Linked DNA regions of Homo sapiens: all the other regions are linked to region 1. The links are chromatin contacts, found by Hi-C or POLR2A ChIA-PET in ENCODE. All regions are on one chromosome and are shown on one strand. The core of a region is the stretch at or near the end of the contact, and the rest is flanking DNA. Distances in the headings are between cores, read along the strand shown. Region 1 overlaps RREB1 (ras responsive element binding protein 1). Region 2 overlaps RREB1 (ras responsive element binding protein 1). Region 3 overlaps RREB1 (ras responsive element binding protein 1).

What was found. A loop is a pair of places that touch in the nucleus more often than their neighbours do. ChIA-PET counts read pairs that join two places held with the same protein, here RNA polymerase II (POLR2A). Pooled maps may share reads with other maps.
Region 2: a loop to region 1 is called in a map of CD4-positive, alpha-beta T cell, with 2.4 times the contacts of the local background. The contact joins two enhancer-like sites. A Hi-C loop is called at or near these places in 10 of 168 maps with a recorded cell type or tissue (B cell, CD4-positive, alpha-beta T cell, K562 and 6 more), 23 of 37 single-sample maps with no recorded cell type and 16 of 50 pooled maps. POLR2A ChIA-PET finds 5 or more read pairs at or near these places in 10 of 52 experiments (BJ, GM12878, K562 and 6 more).
Region 3: a map of PC-9 shows a loop between it and region 1 (2.6-fold over the local background). The contact joins two enhancer-like sites. A Hi-C loop is called at or near these places in 2 of 168 maps with a recorded cell type or tissue (PC-9 and lower leg skin), 2 of 37 single-sample maps with no recorded cell type and 5 of 50 pooled maps. POLR2A ChIA-PET finds 5 or more read pairs at or near these places in 11 of 52 experiments (B cell, Caco-2, GM12878 and 7 more).

The regions. Positions count from the first base shown.
Region 1 is chr6:7,198,585-7,202,907 of GRCh38, reverse strand. The region is part of intron 6 of RREB1 (ras responsive element binding protein 1); the gene reads right to left. Among named protein-coding and RNA genes, the nearest start is that of RREB1, 93 kb to the right of the region's middle. RefSeq lists enhancers at 564-613, 664-813, 1,578-1,872. Within about 2 kb of position 1,872, at least 21 of the 41 ENCODE cell types and tissues checked have a DNase peak (open chromatin) inside an H3K27ac peak, as active enhancers do; they include B cell, GM12878 and PC-9, where a contact is called at or near this core.
Region 2 is chr6:7,152,642-7,156,964 of GRCh38, reverse strand. All of the region lies in intron 1 of RREB1 (ras responsive element binding protein 1), which reads right to left. Among named protein-coding and RNA genes, the nearest start is that of RREB1, 47 kb to the right of the region's middle. RefSeq lists an enhancer at 1-518. Within about 2 kb of position 2,509, at least 5 of the 41 ENCODE cell types and tissues checked have a DNase peak (open chromatin) inside an H3K27ac peak, as active enhancers do; they include B cell and GM12878, where a contact is called at or near this core.
Region 3 is chr6:7,234,069-7,238,391 of GRCh38, reverse strand. All of the region lies in intron 10 of RREB1 (ras responsive element binding protein 1), which reads right to left. Among named protein-coding and RNA genes, the nearest start is that of SSR1, 77 kb to the left of the region's middle. RefSeq lists enhancers at 1,789-1,888, 2,169-2,268. Within about 2 kb of position 1,996, at least 14 of the 41 ENCODE cell types and tissues checked have a DNase peak (open chromatin) inside an H3K27ac peak, as active enhancers do; they include GM12878 and PC-9, where a contact is called at or near this core.

The DNA.
Region 1 (4,323 bases), core at 623-3,122:
AAAAGACCTCAGAAGTTGGATGAATTGATGTTCCTCTCACCCAAAGAGAACTCTCATTAACATAGAGCTATAATCGGCCAGCTAGGACCTTCCTGGGTGAGTCCAGAGACATCAGTGGAAGGCTCTCATTTCCCACGGACAGGCCTTAGATACCTCAGGGCAGCTGCTGTGTTGCCATGGCCTCTTCTTCTTCCCCAGGCTAACCTCCCTCAGTTTCCTCAACATTTACATGCAGCCTGGGGTCCAAATCCCCACACTCATGGCTGGCCTCTCCCAGCAGGGATGCTGAATATCCCCATATTACAGTCTGAGGTGATGGTGCCCCAACTGAAGTCATCATTCCCAAAGTGATCTCAAGAGCCCAGAGCTGTCCCCTCTGAGGGAAGCCATCGCCGGCCACCAGAGACCAGCTTCCCAGGGCAACGACTAAAATCATACACCCCAATCCCCACACCTAAGCTCTGTAGGAGGAGGGAAGTGCTGAAGTCACGGGCCATTTCCCACTTCAGCTTGAAAGGCGATCACTTGAGGTGTCTTCAAGAAGGCAGGACCTAGTTACTTACTCACTTTCTGTGCAGGAGGAAGAGATGACTATCTTCATGATAGGGCAGTGCTAAGTCACTGCTACTCCTCAGCCAGTTCCAAAAGAGGAACAAGAAATGCACGGGTGGGGCCATCCCAGATGGTCGGCCATGCGCCCACAAGGGAAGTGGAAGGTGCCGTGGGCGAGTGCAAGAAGCAGCGTAGTGAAAAAGGAAAGCCACCCACTCTGGGGATGTTGTGTTATATTACTTACGGGCCACTGAGAAACTGCTGGCAAGGAAAGGGGAACCAAGATTGGAGAGAGAATGAATATAAATGAATCCAAAGAGAAATGTCACCTCCCAAGACCAACCAGGCGACAGAGCCCTTCTGTATGACCAAGGCCGTCTATAGCCACTTTTATCTAAAACGGATGGACATGGTGCACACATGGCCTCTGTTCTCCAGAGATGTCGAGGGAGGAACAGTACACCATCTACCAACAGAAACTGGAGAGGAGGGCCCCAGAAGAACCTGCAGCATGGCAGACCTCAGTTTTCCCACCCATAAACTTGGAACAGCAGTCCTCTTGAGCAAGCTGGGTTATATAAGCATGAAAAGGAAGAATTAAGTGCTGACACCACAGGACCAATGAACCCATTATGCAACTGAATCTCCGGTTTAAGGAAATACAAAATCTGTCTCCACTGAAGGCCAACAACCTTTCCACTAAGCATCCCAGAGCCCCAAGAGAAGCTGAGGATGGCCCACAGGCACACAGACATGCCAAAGGTGAGATGAGGATCCGTGTCATGAATACACAGGCTAAGACTTCAGTGCTTCCTGTTCATGTTTCAGTGGGGAGGGTGGGATGGGGGTTGGGGGGGGGGGACAATGTTGCCACTAATCACCTTCCTTAACACATCAGAAAAAGGTTGACAGTGAGTGGGCACGCTTCAGTGTTTGCTAGCACCAGCTTGTTCAGCCCGAACAGGTCGGACAGGTTGGATATTTAAACAAAGGCGGAAAAATGTAAGGTATAAAGCCCTGTGAAGTGCTACGGTGGAAATGCTGCCAGCTCCCTGCAGGTTTCATTTTGTGATCTAATGCTGGAAGTCAGGCTCCCTCTTGACTTTGCTACTTTCGAGTTATGAAACTAAACCGGACACACACTCAGGACCTGTTCAAAGTTCTCAGTGCATCAGACGAGGGGCATGGTGGGAGAGGACACCTGGGCATGTTGCATTCCGGAGCAGAGGCCAGCTCTCTGCTAGTCATCCTACCCCCAGCAAGCCCATCCCTAACCTTCCCTAACCTAATTTCTCACTCTCACCACTGCCTGCTGTTCAAGTGTGGGCAAGCACGATGTTCCAGATTCTGCTGCCATCCACCAGTTTTACCCGGTAAGACTGAGCTGCTGAAATACCTCAACAAGATATGTCAAAAATACTGTACTGCTTGCATTAAAGATAAAATTTATTTTGCATTTCCTTTCCAAAACACAAACTGACAACAACTCTGCTAAAACAGAAGAAAACTTAAGTTATAAATATTAGCATCCAGTTGGCCAAATGATAAAAAACTAATTATGAACCAGATCATAAATTTGAGAACCAGTGATAGGACGAAAAAGGCTTGATTGTTGCTTAACATGTCCACTGAGGGGACAGTGTCCACTTGGACAGTTTTATGATTGTTATGCTCTTTGGCATAACTGAACATGAACTTGGTCAATTCAATTCAGAGAGAAATTCTAAATCAAAAGTAAGCATCGGCCACAAGAGGTTTTTCAAATATTTCTTCAAAAATATAAAATAGGCCAGGCATGGTGGCTCACGCCTGTAATCCCAGCACTTTGGGAGGCTGAGGTGGTCGGATCACCTGAGGTCAGGAGTTTGAGACCCGCCTGGCCAACATGGTGAAACCCCATCTCTACTAAAAATACAAAATTAGCTGGGTATGGTGGCGCATGCCTGTTATCCCAGCTACTCGGGAGGCTGAAGCAGGAGAATTGCTTGAACCCAGGAGGCAGAGATTGTGCCATTGCGCTCCAGCCTGGGCGACAAGAGTGAAACCTCATCTCAAAAAAGAAAAAAAAAAAAATACACACACACACACACACACACACACACACACACACATATACACACATACATATATATATATACACACACATACATACATATATACACACACACATATATATAAAATAAGCTGTGCTGATTGTTAAAGGGTATTAGAAAAGAAAAAAACACAAAGTAAAAGGGAAAAATGTTTTGAGGAAGGTCAAGTCTAGCAAATAAAAAACAGGCTACACAAGAGACTGTCAATTAAAATTGGCCAACTTTTAGCTTTGATAATTTTCTTACACTTTTTATCTAATTTGAAGAATAAAATTCAGTGACAGATCACACTTGCCTACCCTTTTTCTCAGAGGATAGTGGCAGCTTTCGATTATTCACAGATTTCTAAAATGCAAAGTAAAAATTCTGGAAAGAACCACAGAATCTCATCTAATAGTATTAATGCAAATCCACACTAAGAAAGTATAAAAATAGGCCAGGCATGGTGGAGTGTGCCTGTAGTCCCAGCTACTCGGGAGGGTAAGGTGGGAGGATCGCTTGAGCCTGGGAGGTTGAGGTTGCAGTGAGCTATGATGGCACCACTGCACTCCACCCTGGGAGACAGAGTGAGACCCCGTCTCAAAACAAAACAAAACAAAACAAAAAAATCACACACACACACAAAACCCAAGCACACACACATATATATGTAAACATCATAGAACAAGCAATCAAAAAAGAAGAAAAAAAGGCAAGTGTTCAAATAATAAGGATTTGCACAACTTGGCCATGGAAATTCAGCACATGATACACAGCACTGTTACCAGGTTCTTGGGTTCTTAGAATGCAGTCTACGTTGCCCCAATTGTTAAGAAGCTGGGAGTCTATTTTCTCACTTTAGTAAATCCATCTGCTGAACTAGTATGTATAAGGAACTGCTGGGTTAAATATCTTAAGGGAGAGGAGAAAGGAAGGCCTTGAACTACAATTTGTTGAGCACCTAACGTGAGCCAGAGGCTTGAGTATATGTTACAGCATTTAATCCTTCTAACGGATTTTGTGAGTAAACGTTACCCCCACTAAAGATGAAGAAATTGAGGCTCTTGACCATTCCAGGGAGTATCCTTTATCAGCCCTGGCCAGAAAAGTTAGGCGGAGCTATCAGAGGACTCAGAAGCACCAAAGAAAATGTCGCCCTTCTTTAAACCACTACTGAAGTAAAAACAAAAGCACCCAGGTTTCAAATCCAGCCAACGAGATGTAAAGAAAGGCTAAATTTGTTTAATCAATCAATAAGCTTATGTGGTGAAAGCTTAATAATGCTACTGGGGGGAACTGGTAGCCCAGACATTCTGCTGCAATAAACAGATTTGTAAATATCCGCTCTTTTTCTCCATGTCTTATCTAGTGGAAAATCTCCACTCTGGAGGGAAGATTATGGGCCTCTTACCAAGGTGCACTCTCAAGAGTGAAAAGCATATTAAGTGGAATGATCATGGAATGGGATATTACACTTACATATTTTTTTTTAATCTGGTTGAAAAGAGAAGTTTCAGCCCTTCTTAAAGAAAAGCTTTCTAAATTATACCAGAAGTATGTCTATTTTAGTGTTCAGAGTACTAACATATGCTGAAAACTGCTTTGATACCCAAGTATTATCATAATGAAACTACAGTACCAAATATTCACTAAACGCCCAACATATATAAGGAGATATATACAGTTCATACAACTATGC
Region 2 (4,323 bases), core at 1,260-3,759, 47 kb after region 1:
TGAACAGAGGGGCAGCTCTTGGTCAGCTTTGGCATTTAAGACCATGTGATCTCAAGGTGCTCTTGAACAAGAATGGGTACACAGGAGCAGCCAAGTGGCACTCTGGAACCCTCTCCTCCTACTCAGGGTACGTACACAGCATCCTGTTTCCTACGCTGGATGGCTGGCTAAGGAGAAGGAAGGAAAACTAAGATTGTCTTATTTCAAAGGGCTGCAACTATATTCCAGCTGTTACAGGCAAGCCTGTTATGTTTCTTCCAACGGATGCCCAATTCACACACATAGCTGCTCTCCTCAAGAATAAACAAGTGGATTCTATATACAAATACCAAGGGCACCAGGTCTCCAAAAGGAGAAAAAATTTGTTTTACAAATGTCCAACCCAAAATGGCTTTCACATTTTTTTCAGGGTGAATTTTGCAGCTCTAACCCAGATGTGGCTCAGTGCGGAAGGTGGCTGGGAGAGCCACAAGGGACTGGCTGGTGTTCCCTCTTAAGAGGCAAAAAGCACATCAAGGGCACAGTGTTCCCTGGCCTTCCTCACAGGTTAGATTGGTCTGAGCAAATCTGTGATTCAATTAGTGTGAGTTCAGTTGCTCTTTTTTAGGTCAGTTCTTTCTTTTGTTTAGATTTGACTCGAGATTTACCTCAATTATCTACACCTCTGCTGAAGTACCTAAGCAAATTAAACCATTTAAAGTGATGAAGGGAAAGGAAGTGGACGGAGCTTTAAAACAACTTATGCAAATAATTTCCTCCCTCTCCCACCTCTGTTCCCTTCAATTACTAAACTCCAAGACAAGCAACTGCTTCTCAAACGAAAAGTCTAGACTCTTAAGTGTGAATGAGAAAAAACCCCGTGGTTAAGCCCTGGCTTGCAGAAAACTAAAAATTTCAGCAAATCTGGAATGAAATGTTACTTTGTGAGTTATACAAAGCTTAGCAGCTGTTCCCAGCCAACATGAAACCCGAAAGGGGTGATGCTATCTTTATCTTCTACCTAGAGTTAAAGCCGGTACTGTCCAGGACAGAGCTGCCAAGGAGCTGTCTCAGTTCTAGTCTGCTGAACACAAAAGACAAAGAAGCCAAGGGAATACATGGGCCAGCAAAGGACACCTAAACAACAACAAATAATAGACCCACCTGGAAGAAAGAAAATGCAGTTAATAATTAAAAAATTTAAAAGGATGCAAGTTCTTAATGTCACTTGGAAAATCCTTTTCAATCAGTTCAAAATTCAAAAGATTAAATCACATCTAACTCTATCTGGATTTCCCAAGTGCAAGGGGAGGAAACTATTTTATCAGGTTTCTTGGAAGGGAAAACACATTTTCTCTATTAAAACTTAAGTCCTGGCCGGATGCTGTGGCTCACGCCTGTAATCCCAGCACCTTGGGAGGCTGAGGCAGGCCAATCACCTGAGGTCAGGAGTTCGAGACTAGCCAGGCCAACAGGGTGAAACCCTGTCTCTACCAAAAATATGAAAATTAGCTGGGTGTGGTGGCACAGGCCTATAATCCCAGCCACTCGGGAGGCTGAGTGAGGCAGGAGAATCGCTTAAACCCGGGAGACGGAAGTTGCAGTGAGCCAAGATCGTGCCACTGCACTCCAGCCTGGGCAACAGAGCAAAGCTCTGTCTCAGACAAACAAACAAACAAAACAAAACTGAAGTCCAGCTCATAAAGACTTCATAGAAACCTTCTTCAGACCACCTGATGGAATCAGGCCTCAGATGAGCATCTCAGGGCAGGCAGATGGATGATGGAAAAAGACCAAAGAAGAATCAAAAGGGAGGGTGATGAGAACAGGGCCTTTCTTCTCATAAGCCTGAAAATTACACATAGGTTAACTGAAGAAAATATTCTTCTAGTGCGACTGAACTATCTCCCTCTGAGAAACCACTTCCCACTAGGCCCCTTCGTTCCGCCCCTAACAACCCCGTTCTATTTATTGTTCAGTTTTAAATGACTGGGCAGCTGCTGCCTAGCCATGCCCCTCTAGTATTGACCAACACTGTCACCAGCACCCCCCACACGTAAACCACCAACGAATGAAGCTCGTGGTAAGGGGGCTTAACTTGGAATGTGAACTGTCACCAGCACACCACACTTCCTGCGAACTCTGACAGACTGTCTCCATTCAAGAAAAAATGAAAAGACTACCTTAAGGCCCGGTGGGTAACCACCCAAAGATGAACAAGCGGAATTGCATGGTAGTTAAGGAGTAGGCTCTGGAACCACATCGCAAATCCTGCCTCTACCACTTGCCAGCAGTGGTAAGTGGCCTGACCCTTAGACAGTTAGGGAACCTCTCAGTTCTGCAATTTCCTCATCTGTGAGATGGAGACAATAATAATACTGAAATCATATGACTGTTCTGAGAAATAGATTAGTCAAATCTATAAAGTGCTAAAACCTGTCTGGCACACATGATACCATCCCTCAGTGCTTTTTATTATCATATACATGCTCACACCTGAGCACACATACTGTACGTTCACATTAGCAAGTGTCTATTAGTCCTTCACGTCCCCAGTGATGAGTTCAACAGGTGCTACAAACATTGTACTCCCACTGGGCAGTCATTTTCAAACTTTAGTATGCACCTGGAGAGCTTATGATAACAGATTTCTGGGCCCCACCTCCACATTTCTGATTCAGCAGGGCTGGAGTGGGGCCTAGGAATCTGTGTTTCTAACAAGTTCCCAGGTGATGCTAATGCTGCTTGTCTGGGGACCACACTTTGAGAACCAAAGTGTCATTATGTTCTAGGCTTCAGGCCTAAGCTTCATCTAGTTTATGTGCATAGAGAACCTTATGGAGATGAAATGGAAAAGGAGAATAAAGCAAAGATGCTCACTGCTCAAAGAATATCCACATATTCTTCCATATTTCCTGGCAACCGTATACCTTTGTGGTCAGGCAGGTCACATGACTAGTCCTGGCCAATGAGCTGTGAGCACAAGTACCAGCCATCACTTCCAGACTGCAGCCTTTCAAAGTCAGTATGTAACCCACTAGCTCTTTCCTTGTGGTGGCAACCTGGAAGCATGTGTAATGACAGAGTAGCTATAAGACAAGAGCAGCCTGGATCCCTGGGTTACCACTTGTAAGGGAGCTATACTAGAGAGCTGCCAGACCTGCAGAGGATTCTACACCAACAAGCAACGGCACTTTATGGGTTGAGCCACTGGGATTTCAGGCTTTGTTTGATACTTCAACATAGCTTCGCTTAGCCTGACTTCATTATAAAGAGGATGCCCACATCATCAGTCTTAAGCCCAACCTATCAAACAGATCTGAGATATTTTATAAAATCAGCCAGAATTTCTACCCTACTCTCATTCACTTCTATTCACCAAAACAGATGAACTGTTTTTAACCTCCTATTTTCGGTCTGTTTCTCACTAACTAAAAAAATTATTTACTGCAACATGATTATGTACTAGTTGCTAATAATTTAGAAAGCTCAGTCCGCTAAAATGTATTAAAAATGTGAAAAGTAAATACATTGGAGGATTTGTGTGTGTGTGTGTGTGTGTGTGTGTGTGTATACCACTACTGGAATCCCTTGACTTTAATTGAGTAGGGAGGAGCAAGAGTAAAGGGTTTCAATTTTATTTATGTAATCACGTGTGGACTGATAACTTGTTTTGCCAAAACAGGAGAAAGTGATCTCTTTAAGGGCATCAGAATTTAACCACAAAGCTACTTTTTTTAAAAAAAAATAATAGTTCTACTAATCTAGGAACATTTTGCAGTTTAACATGTAGGTAATGAGCTGTCAACAGTATACAACTTACCAGACTGTGGAATGAAACATTAAAAATATTTTCCTCAAAAAAAAAAAAAAAAAAAAACCCTCTCACAAAGATTAATACCTCCTTCACTGTCACACACACACACCAAAACACATTACAATCCAGAACACCTCAATTAACAACTTAAGACTACAAAATTCATGAAATACACAAAATTAAAAGAATTGGGGAGAGGGAACTAAGAAGTATGTAAGAGAATCGCATAGGACCTTTCAGGTCTGCAGAGCAAAGCAGCACTTCTTTGGAGGGCTATCTTTTAGTGGGATTGACAACTAATCTCAAAGGTGGTGGAATTTCCTGCTAGAATTCTCTCTAGCACTTTCTACAGAGAGCACTGGAACAACTCCTTTGTGTACACACACACATTTTAAAAACTCACTTGCTAAGGAGCTCAGTGACTTCTGCTTCCCACTTAGCACTGGCAAAGCTAAGCACTGAGATGAAGGGACCCTGCTGCTCCTGGCCTTCTCAAGTTCATAGGCCCCTCCAGTGCCTCATTCTCT
Region 3 (4,323 bases), core at 747-3,246, 35 kb before region 1:
GGTGGTGCACACCTTAATCCCAGCTACTGGGGAGGCTGAGGTGGGAGGATTGCTTGAGCCTGGGAGGCGGAGGTGGCAGTGAGCAGAGATTGTGCCACTGCACTCTAGCCTGGGCGACAGACAGACTCTGTCTCAAAAATAAAATAAAATGAAAAAAATTACTTATTGTTTTTCATTTAAAATTGAACACAGTATTTAATAATTTCAAGTAAAAATAAAGTACTTTTAACATTTTATTGTCAAAAGGTAACACTGCTGCTTCTCTGAGTCTGGCCAGATTGAGAAAAGAACTGGGCCAAGAGGAAAACAAGTAAGAAGCTACTATGATAGGATTCTTGATTTCAAAGAAAACAATCGGCTTCTCGCTCCCCCCTGTCACATGGTTTACTCTGTAATTTTCACACTGGTAAGTGCGTCACCTTTACAGTTGGTTAGGACTGCCAGGCTGACGTCCCCATGAGAAGGTCCCTATTAATGCTAAATTCAGAAAACAATCCATGATGTGAAAGTATTGCATCAAACTACAAAGGCTCCCAAAGTGACATAACAACTCACATGAGTCATTAGAAGCTCACATTTCACTGCGTAAGTCTGACATTTTTACATAGTGGTGGGCTCTCTGGATTGCAGGGATGCAGGAAAACGGGCCCGTTTAGTATTTTATAATAACGCAGGTTTCAAAAACACTTGTTGGCCAGCCATCTATATAGAAAGTAGCAAATGATTCTATTTATTTGGTAGCTGCCACGAATAACTGCTTTAGAAGGGGATTTGTAAAAGCACCTGTAACCACAGTGAGTTACCTGCGCACTCAGGACCTACAGCATTCTGCAAGCCCCAACGCGAGCGCTTAAACCATCAGCCAGCTGGGCAGAGTGGCTCATGCCTATAATCCCAGCACTTTGGGAGGCCAACGGAGGTGGATCGCTTGAGCCCAGGAGTTTAAGACCAACTTGGGCAACACAGTGAGACCTTGTCTCTATAACAAATAATAATAAAAAAAAAAGGCCGGCACGGAGGCTCACACCTGTAATCCTAGCACTTTGGGAGGTCGAGGCTGGTGGATTACCTGAGATCGGGAGTTCAAGACCAGCCTGGCCAATGTGGTGAAACCCTGTCTCTACTAAAAATACAAAAAATTAGTTGGGTGCAGTGGCGCGCACCTGTAATCCCAGCTACTCTGGAGGCTGAGGCAGGAGAATCGCTTGAACCCGGGAGGCAGAGGTTGTGGTGAGCCAAGATCACGCCACTGCACTCCAGCCTGAGCTACAGAGCAAGAATTTGTCTCAAAAAATAAAAAAATTAGCCAGGCATGGTGATGTGCACTTGTAGTCCCAGCTACTTGGGAAGCTGAGGCAGGAGGATCACTTGAACTCAGCCAGGAGTTCAAGGCTGCAGTGAGCTGTGATCATGCCACTGTACTCTAGCCAGGGTGCACACAGGCACTCTAGCTTGGGTGACAGGGTGAGAGCTTGTCTCAAAAAAAAAAAAAAAAAAAAAAAAACCTCCAAAAACAAACAAAAAAAATTAGCCAGTGTTTACTCTCCCAGAACAGTCAAGAAACGAAGAAGGACATTGGGGCAAGAGAAGAGTGAACAGTGAGAATAGTTTGATGAGGAGATTGGGGCCTTGGCCTCCAAGATAAAAAAAAAAAAAAACAGAACTGAAAACATTTCTGTTCATTTTTCAAAGACAATCAGGGTTAGAAAGGTGGGGTCTAACTAGCATAGAAAACCTTGCAGTTGCTTTTCTTTTTGTAACAAGATGACAGCCTGAGCAGCCCAGCCTTCTCTCCATTGCTCCTCCACCCCTGCAGGCAGGTTTCTTTCTTTTGGTATTTTCTCTCTGTATTTGGCAGAAGTGTACACAGGACTGGGTACAAACGGCCAAAGCTGTCTTTTAAGAAAGCTAAAAGGAGCCAAATACAAGTGGTGTCCCAGGTGCTTTCCACACCCAGGTTTGGATGACTCACTGACCGAAGCTCTGACCCTCACTGCCAGATAGAAGCAGGGAGGAAAGGGTGTGGGGGGAAAGCCTGAGCCGGCTCAAAAAAGGCGCTCAAAGCACCCATGAGAAAGTAAGCAAGCCAGGGAAGCCCGGAATGGACACCCCATAGTCCCAAGCCCATCACTGTGGGACAAGGAACTGGAGCAAAGGGAAGGGGGAAGAAAATGAGGACAGAGGCTAGAACAGACTGGCTGTGTTTCCTGGCACCCTCTCCTCCACCTGTGGCCTAAAAACACACGAGATGCTCCCGAGGGGTAAAGGCAGGAACAGTGCACTCTTGTCTCCTATGGAGTGGCGCGTTTAGGTAGAGAAAGGTAAGGAACCAGGAACTGTCCTCATCAGCAGGAAAGTATGGTCTGGGAGAGAGCTGGAGAGGAGTGGAAGGAAGGAGGAAAGGCAGGTGTGTGTGGAGACTGTGCCAGGGGGTATGAAAAATGACAGCCCTGCCAGCTTCCTCATCAAACACAGTTCCTGGAACCTGAGCCGGGAGCAAGAAAAGGCTGAGGCCACATGCTCCTTGCCAGCAGCCAGCAGGTATACCCCTCGTTGGACACTGAACACCGGATCTGCTTCTTGCTGCCCCTTTGAGGACTGGGAGGACTGGAGAACACGTGTTTTGAGACAAAGTAGAGACAGTACAGTAATCTGCTGAGGGGGTAGGAGGAGGCCAGCATTCAAGGTGTAGACAGTTTGTTTAAATGCAGTCCAAAACCAGATGCTGCTCAATGCTTCTGGCTGGAACTCAGCTAGATTTTAACACTGTACTCAAAAACACAAAACGGCCAGGCACCGTGGCTCACGCCTAAAATCCCAATACTTTGCAAAGCTGAGGAGTTCGAGAACAGCCTGGGTAACATGGTGAGACCTTGTCTGTACAAAAGCAAAAAACTAGAAAAAACAAAAATACCCCACAGAACATCTTCTCCGAATAACACCTTTGTTTGCAGGGTGGCTGCAGAGTCAATGTTTAACATGTGTACACTCAAGACTTTTTTCAAAGTTTTGGAGACAGCGCCTCACAGAAGCCTAGGGAGCCAAGGATCCATGTGGTTCTGAGTGACAGCAGAGCTGCCTACCAGGAGAAAGATCAGGTCTGTGGGCTGAGGGGCCATCAGGTGACTTCCCAGGCTCCTTCCAGCTCTAATGCTCCGTGAATGGAAAATGCTCTAACACGACACTGGATGTAGCCAAGTGCTCCATATAACATGATTTAGCAGTGGTGATGCTGAACATCCCTGGAAGCTGAGAGTGAAGCCCAGCAAAGGAAATTAATGGAGCTCAATGGGCACCAACCTTCATACAGTGTCTATGCATGTGGCTAACACGATTCTGTAGTCATTAAGTCTGAAATTAGCTAATAACATTCTGATCCACAGTGGTGTCCCCCCTTATCTCAAACTACTTCCAAACCTTCTGCAATGTGGACATGTGGGAACACAGGGAGACATGGAAGGTGCACTCTGCCCGCCTTCTGCCTTCACACAGAGGACACACTGGGCACACACACCCTGACCAGTGGGCAGTTGCACAGAACCGGACCCTGGCTTGGAACAGTAGCTCCATCTCTTATTCCCCATATGGCTGTAGGCAAGTTACTTAGCTCCTTAAAAGTAAACCTCAATTTCCTTGTGGCAACACATGGATGACATCACCCTCACAGGATTGTCATGAAGACTAGCTCTACCAAGAACATATTATGGTAGGATACAGGGACTGCGCCAAAGCAGACACATCTATCAAGGTTATCAATAACTTTTAAGGGACAAGAGGCAGAATGTTTATATTTATATCTACCCCATCCTAACTTAAACAAACCTCCTGCTTTCTTGCTCAGTTTCAGATGCTACTAAATTTTAAACCAACACTGACATTTTGGCATTCAAAAGCCAGGCAATCATGACTGGATTCACAAATGGGAACACATATCAGGCACCTGCAAAGACATGGGCACAACTCTTAAAAAAGAAAATACTAGAAGAGGAAGATGGGGAGGTTGGGTGACAGCAGGGGGAGGTGGGAGCACCGAGGAAGGGGGCGAGCCAAGCCAATCATCAGATCCAGACCATCTGCTTTCTGAAAAGTGGTAACAGAAAGACTCACTTCTCCATAAACTCTCAGTAGGCGATAAACAGGTGGCACCCAAAAAAGGGTAGCAAAAGACATTGCTATAAGGGGCACCTTCTCTTGAAGATGCATTTTCTTCCCTGAACTGCTGTCATCATTAGAATGGTTGCTTTACTTGTCAGGCTTAAACTATTTTAACAGGGAGACAGTGGTATGAAAGGGCAGTACATACTTTACAAATCTAGAAATCCT